2 separate regions of the Homo sapiens genome follow, and region 2 is linked to region 1. The links are chromatin contacts, found by Hi-C or POLR2A ChIA-PET in ENCODE. All regions are on one chromosome and are shown on one strand. Each heading gives the region's core, a stretch centred on a gene start or an enhancer-like site at or near the end of the contact. The rest is flanking DNA. Distances are from core to core; before and after follow the strand shown. Region 1 overlaps MBP (myelin basic protein). Region 2 overlaps MBP (myelin basic protein).

Region 1 (3,483 bases), core at 16-2,515:
ATTGATATCAATCATTGTGACTTTATCTCAAAACAATATTGACACACATAGATGTTTTTCTTCCTTTATGGTAAGATTACAGCCTTTATTGTCTTAAATCTCTTATACTCTTCAATATTTTCAAAGAAAACATTCTAGTCTCAGAAATAGTCCATCTCTTTGCAAAACAGGGCTGGCCAATTATCAAGGACCCATAAAAATCAAAACACTTTCAAAAATTTTAAAAATAAAAATAATTTTCACATGATTGCTTTAGGAATTTTGAAGTATCCATTCTTTTCACTATGGAGTGTTGAATATAGAAGATTTTTTAATGAACAGGCTTGCCCTTTGATGCCAAAGGCAAAAAATAATAATAATAACATTTGCACGTGTGATCACAGAGCAGCTGTGAGGCATCCCGGGGGAGCGCACGCAGTGGGGATGTGATTGCTCCACTCAACTATTTTATCACAAAGTGTTGTAAACATGGGAGATGAAAGCTTAACTCTCTCTACACCCAGCTACAGACCCGCAATGGCCCTAAAAATCTGGGGTATTCATTGGGTGGGCTGCCATGGAGGAATTTTTGGTTTTGTTTTTATTTTTATTTGTTGTTCTGTTTACAAATCAGGAGAGCCCCTGTTTTTATATGCTAGGAAGGTCCTTGGGATAGGCCGAAGAGGTGTGCAAACGAGCAGTGGAAGGCCCGGGCCCTGTCTCTCAGGACCACGGCGGCCTGCCCCACACACAGTTCTGCTTCTCCCTATCTAGAACGAGGTTTTCCTGGCAGATTCCTGCCAGACTCTGAGTGGAGCCCCCCCATGACCCTATAAAAGGGGCTGTTTGTCCTCCTCCCACCCTCCTGTGCTCTTCCTCCCTCCCCTTGAGGGCACATGGCCGCTGGTACCACATGTTGGAGCGGCCGCCCCCGAGCCCGGGAATGCCCTAACAACACCCATGCTTGTGTTGCTGGGAGCTGACATTCAAGAAAAGTGCATTAAAAATTCCTTGAGAAGGCATATTCTTTTGAGAGCCGTAAATGAAAAGTGCATTCACGGAGAACATGCTCCTTTGTTGTGAGAGGAAAGAAAGGACTGTTGTTGCCTTTAAGGAACAGGTTTCCCAGTTCCCCGGAATGTCAGGGTCACATGAGGAATGGGTGAGCACTTAGGGCCAAGATTGTCGTGTGCTTGGCCCGGCAGCTTCTCTCTAAGTGACCTCTCCAGCATCACTCTGTGCCAGTGCTCATATCTGAGGCCACTTGAGTGTCACGAGGCAGAGCCTGGAAACATTAGCTTTGGAAACCGTTCCTTCCTTTTTATGTGGAGGAAGTAAGGTTTCACAAGACACCTAAGCTGGACATGGTGATGTGCCACTTGGATAGTTCCCAAAGCAGAAAGCAGCCAGGACATCCCAGTACCCCACTTCTCCGTGCCGTGTACTTTTAGGGAGGTTTTCGAAAGCTAGCTTCTTACCGATGATTTTGTCTATTTTTCTGTTTTATGTGAAAACCTTCATTTATAACCTGCTCTTCTCAGTGTTCTTCTATTCAGCATTCAGTATGACTTCTATGCCTCTAATTGCGACTGTATGGAGAAGAACTGTTTGTCATTCAGTGCCGTGGGATATAATCAGTCCTGTAAATTCATCAGAATGTTCTGTTGCCTGATTTTTTTTCCATTGCATTTTAATTTCATTAAACATATTTTAGTTCTACAGTAACCTAATTCCTCATTGTTACCATGAGATCCTAATTCTGTAGCTGTGTTCTGTAATCCCATGGGGCGTGTACCATTTGGAGACACATGAAGGATACAGTAGACAGCACGGAAGGCAGCAGCAACACACAGGGGTGTCCTCCCTCCCCAGAGCCCAGTGTGCACACAGAACCAAATTCAATCTCATTCATCGTGAGCTTGCATGGTAACTGATCCAGCCACTCAGTACCTCCATTGGATAAGAGATTTGGCCACAGATTCTTCTAGAGAAAATCCAAATGTGGAGGGTGCATTTGTTTCTGCACCCAAACAAATACCTTTTGAGATTTCTTATAGGCATTCCTCTCAAAGTCTCATTACTCTGATCAGTTATTGATCGGAGGCTACCCTGGCTCAGTCACCAGCTGCTCACTGTGTCCTTCTGTGGTCTCAGGAGCTGCAGTTGTTGCTGTTGTATGAATAGACGATAGTTAATTAGACTGGATGTGTCTGTACTGGCAGTGATTTTGCAACTTCCTCTGTATAAGCGATACATTTGTAAATCATGGGAATGTATTTGATGGTAATTGCCTGTGGTGGTTGTATCATGATTTAATTTTATTATGAGCTTTTGGCTTTATATATTTTTCTGCCTTTTTATGCATTCATTAAACAGTTTAACAGACCAAGGACAGTGTACTAATTGCATGCGAACTTCTTTAATTTGTCGTTTTTGGTTTGGTTGCCCCCACCACGTCAGTGTGCTGTGTTGCCGGCATTTTTGTGGCCTGGTGACACAGCTGGCAGGTAAGTGTGAGCACCCGAGCTCCTGCCCTTCTGTGTGGGAAGGTCACAGTTGCTCACTCATCTGCTTTTACTACACAGAGACATTTTACTGTCTTCTCTCACCTGACCTGTGCTTCTGTGTGGGAAGGTCACAGTTGCTCACTCATCTGCTTTTACTACACAGAGACATTTTACTGTCTTCTCTCCCCTGACAGTTCGGTGTTCTGGTCTTTCTATGGTGACTATTCTGATTCTGCCTGAAGTTTCTTGTGTTTCTCTCAAAGCATCATCCCGCAAATGTTAGGGAGGGTGGACGCTGAGCAGATCCCACTGGCAGGTGCTGTCATGGACACAGCCCGCCCCACCAGCATCTCCTGAATGAACGTGCACATGGGTGCCAGTGCCCACAGGGCCCCCCGGGAGCTCACACACAACGGGGGTCATGGGAACCTCGAGACACTGAAATGAGGGGATGGTGCTGGCTCTCTGAAAGATGATAATGAGTGTATGAGATGAAGCTGAAACTTGGGGTCTTTGAGAAATTAGAAACAAGAGTAAAGATAAGTGATTGGCTTGGATGCGGTCCTGCCTTTCATGTCCCATCAGACCCTCGTCTTAACTCATCTCCTCCCTTTAAACTCATTTGCATTTTAAAGCATTCATTTCTCTCATCGTTGATTTTCCTTTGATAAAAAGTCTGGACATTTGATAACAGGCAATTCTGATCGGTGAATTAGGAGCTTGGCTTGACATCTGAGGGAATAGATCATCCTTAGAAAAAAACACACAATAGCACTCGTGAAAATCACTTAGATATTGATACAAATTTAAGAAGTGTGGACATTTCCTATCAAACCCTGATTCAATGTTTTTAAAAGTTTTTTCCTTTATGGCTATCAGCACACTCTTAATGCTCTGAAATCATCCTACTTCATAAAAACGTAGTAAAAAAGAAGAAACAGCTAAAGAACACTGAACTCTCTTGAGGGAGCCCCATACAAGCGGGCTTAGCACACAC
Region 2 (3,819 bases), core at 1,064-3,563, 71 kb before region 1:
TTCTGTTTAGGAACATTATAATAGCTCATGCCTTTTTTGCCAACTCCTCAACATGTAAAAGAAAATCGGTTTTTTATGGTTTGTTCTTGAGCTTGTAATAATGTGCATTAAACTATAAAGACTAGGAGATTGATTTTTCTTTGAAGTCATAATTCCCTTAGCGCTTAAAATAGAAGTATTGTTTCATGAATAACTCAGAGAAACCCATTTAATCTGCATTATTCCTGGATAGATTAGTTGTGTGACCTGTGAGAATGAGTTGAATGCTCCATAGAGAGGTTTTTCAGTATTTTTATGACTTGCATCTTCGTGTAACCATATTCTAACTTGATTTGATTACCCACTACAAGGCTAGAGAACATCTGTGGCCTGAAAAACAACATTTCTCCAGAATGTGGATTTGCAGAGAATATCCTGTTTAGACTCTTGAAAATGAGGAATTGTCCCTAATTGATCGTGATGGTTGGCATCTATTCGCACTTGTATGCATGAACTCTTTGGAACACATGCAGTTACTTAATAAAGTCAGGGTGACTAATTTTGCTCTTGAATGGGTAGGAACAAGCATTAGCCTGGTCTGGGTTCCTCCAGCTCTTAGGACAAGTTGGAACAGATTTGCTGTTCTGATGATTCATCTTTCTGATCACAGGGATAGCAGAACTCAGCTTTGAAGAAAGGCATCTGCAGAGATCATGGCAGTTCCATTTTGCGTTCTGAGTTTGCTCCTTTAGGTAAGGGAACTAGAATGCAGATGCAGTTAGAATCAGTCTCTCTCTCTCTCTGTTTGTCTGTCTGTCTGTCACTCTCTCTCTCCTTATTGCACTGAGGGCCGGGCGCGGTGGTTCACACCTGTAATCCCAGCACTTTGGGAGGCTGAGGCAGGTGGATCACGAGGTCAGGAGATCGAGACCATCCTGGCCAACATGGTGAAACCCCGTTTCTACTAAAAATACAAAAATTAGCCGGCGTGGTGGTGGACGCCTGTAATCCCAGCTACTCAGGAGGCTGAGGCAGGAGAATTGCTTGAAACCGGGAGGTGGAGGTTGCGGTGAGCCGAAATTGCGCCACTGCTCTCCAGCCTGGGTGACAGAGCAAGACTCTGTCTCAAAAAAAAAAAAAAAAAAACTTATTGCACTGATGCTCACATTAAAACCTGGTTTTTACTTAAGAAGATTTTATGTTCACCTTTCCAAAGGCCTGACTATGGAAAACAATCAGAAGATGAATGACAGTAAAAACATAATGGTGACACGTGGCATTGGCTCCGCGCTAGCTGAGCACCAGATACTGTCATGAGCCTTACATGAGCCCTAAAAGGGCCATGAGATCATTCAATGTTCACAGTGACCCTGTGAGATAGAAAATATCATTCTGCCTATTCCACAGTGGGAGAGAAACTAAAGAGATAAGAAGATTGGCAGGGCCAAGCTACACATTCAGAGAAGGGTACATCCTTTTTCTCTGTTACTGTCTTTTGAGCAAAGATCTTTCTTTGTATATTTGACCTATTGCCCTTCTACCACATCTGCATTATAGGACACAGTTCAATACAGAAACACATGTAGGCACAGGGGAATATGTTCTGGGGAATTAAGTAGGACTGTTTTTTTTTTAATTATATGAAACTAAAGGAAGGGTATTCACCATCAAATTAAGAAGATTGGAGTATTCCATTGCATTCCTCTGTTTTTAATAATGTGCAATATTCTTTTGAACTGAATAACGGCCCTTAACCTTACATGAATTAGCTTTAAGTGCATTTTATTCAAACTTGAAATTCACTCAACTATCAAACTCTTGTAGTAAAAGAGCCACACTGAATCAATCTCTCTCTCTCTCTCTCTCTCTCCCCCCTCCCCCTTCTTAATGTGATCATCCTTCTTATTTTACTTAACCAGCTGATGGAGCGGTGGCTTCCAGGAATAAATGGCAGAGTATTTTGTGTTCCTAAAATAGAAGTATGTCCAGTTACATAACAGACCTTGATAAACAGTCTGATGGTGACACTGGTTAATGTTTGCTTGGCTGTAATTTCTAGAAGACAGTGTTTAAATAATATTCTGAGCACATTTCTTTGTATTGTCAACCTAGATAACAAACAGAAAGACTCTAAAAAACCATGTTTATCTAGGAATTGCATTGCAATGGGAATACATGTGCCATGGTAAGCTATGTGTGCATTCCGGGAGGTGAGAGAAGACAAAGCTTTTTTAAGGAAAAATAAGGAGGATTATACATTGTTCTGACATAATGATCCTTGGCTACAAGGATCAATAGCAAGGGCGGTGCCAGCTGGAGGCCGGACAGGCAGTTGCTGGGCAACTGTCCTCACGGAAGTGTGTGTGTGTGTGTGTGTGTGTGTGTGTGTGTGTGTGTGGTGTGGTGTGGCGGGGGGGGCGGTGTTGTGATGGTCTTTTTGCAGGGTTGTGGTTTTCGCAGTCTTTTGTAGCAGCTCTTGTCATCAGGCATTTATTTATGCATGAAAATCCTCCCTTCGTGGCCTTCCCTGGCTTCATTTTTCAGCATTTTAACCTAAGTGACTCCATTTTGATTCTGACAAGCTTCACAGTACTCATTATTTACACACTGCCATCTTAATTACACTACAAAATGATCTCACAAAGAGTGTGGCTTTAAACTGAAAGGGCCATTTACTAATCTAAGTAATGTTGTCTGTGGGAAAATGGCTTCCTGAGTTCCCTCCAACATGTGGTTCCAAATGCCCTTTCAATAATGCTACAATGTTTCATTTTTAACTACCCATAAACTGAGCGTTTATGGGTTTTTTAAAAAAAAAAACAGCTTTATTGAGATGTAATTCAAATGACATACAATTCACCCACTTAAGGTGTACAATGCAGTCTTGTTTACTGGATACGTGCAACTATCCCAACAGTCCATTTTACAACATTGACTTCACCTCCAAAAGAAACCTGTGCCTTCTAGCAATCCCTCCCATCCCTCCTACAGCCCTCAGCAATCACCGGCTCACTTCTTGTCTGTAGGGTTCGCTCTTTCAGATATTACGTCTGAGTGGAATGATTTCCATGATCTTTAGTGTCCAGATTCTTTCATGTAACATGATGTTTTCAGGATTCATCCATGTTACAGCATATATCAGTGCTTTATTCTTTTTTATCTATTATATTAAAATATAGCTAAGTAATATTCCATTGTATAGATATACCACATTTTGTTAACCCATTCATCTGTTGGTAGATGTTTGTGTTTATACTTTTTTGGCTATCATGAATAACACTGCTATAAACAAAAACTCAAGTGCAACTTTTTATGTGGACACGTTTTTATTTCTCCTGTGTAGTTTCTTTAAAAACAAATCCTGAATTCTGATATACTCATGTTATCAAAAGTGCTTCCTGTGTTTTCCTCTGATACTATCAAAATTTGTCAAAACTTTGTCGAAAGAAAAGGTCAAAGAAAAGGGTCCTGGACGTCGTTGTAATTTTCCTCTGGGTCCTCAGGGTTGATCAGGAAGTATTTACTGAACCTTTACTCATAAACCCATTCAAATAACCACTCTAGGTGGGGCATGATGGCTCACGTCTGTAAGCCCAGCACATTGGGAGGCCAAGGCGGGCAGATCACTTGAGGTCAGGAGTTCAAGACCAGCCTGGCCAACGTGGCAAAACCCTGTTTTTACTAAAAATAGGAAAAAAAATCTTAGCAGGGCATGGTGGTCCCAGCTACTCGGGGGGCTGAGGCATGAGAATCGTTCAAATCCAGGAGGTGGAGTTGCAGTGAGCTAAGATTGTGCCACTTCACTCTAGCCTGGGTGACGGAACAAGACTGTGTCTCAAG

Evidence for each region. Hi-C counts contacts between places; a loop is a spot of excess contacts on that map. ChIA-PET counts read pairs that join two places held with the same protein, here RNA polymerase II (POLR2A). Pooled maps may share reads with other maps.
Region 2: a pooled map shows a loop between it and region 1 (2.2-fold over the local background). The contact joins two enhancer-like sites. A Hi-C loop is called at or near these places in 2 of 168 maps with a recorded cell type or tissue (PC-9 and endothelial cell of umbilical vein) and 6 of 50 pooled maps. POLR2A ChIA-PET finds 5 or more read pairs at or near these places in 4 of 52 experiments (AG04450, H1, OCI-LY7 and 1 more).

What each region holds. Positions count from the first base shown.
Region 1 is chr18:77,011,678-77,015,160 of GRCh38, reverse strand. The region is part of intron 4 of MBP (myelin basic protein); the gene reads left to right. Among named protein-coding and RNA genes, the nearest start is that of MBP-AS1, 33 kb to the right of the region's middle. Within about 2 kb of position 1,265, at least 16 of the 41 ENCODE cell types and tissues checked have a DNase peak (open chromatin) inside an H3K27ac peak, as active enhancers do.
Region 2 is chr18:77,082,990-77,086,808 of GRCh38, reverse strand. The region is part of intron 2 of MBP (myelin basic protein); the gene reads left to right. Among named protein-coding and RNA genes, the nearest start is that of MBP, 48 kb to the left of the region's middle. Within about 2 kb of position 2,313, at least 6 of the 41 ENCODE cell types and tissues checked have a DNase peak (open chromatin) inside an H3K27ac peak, as active enhancers do.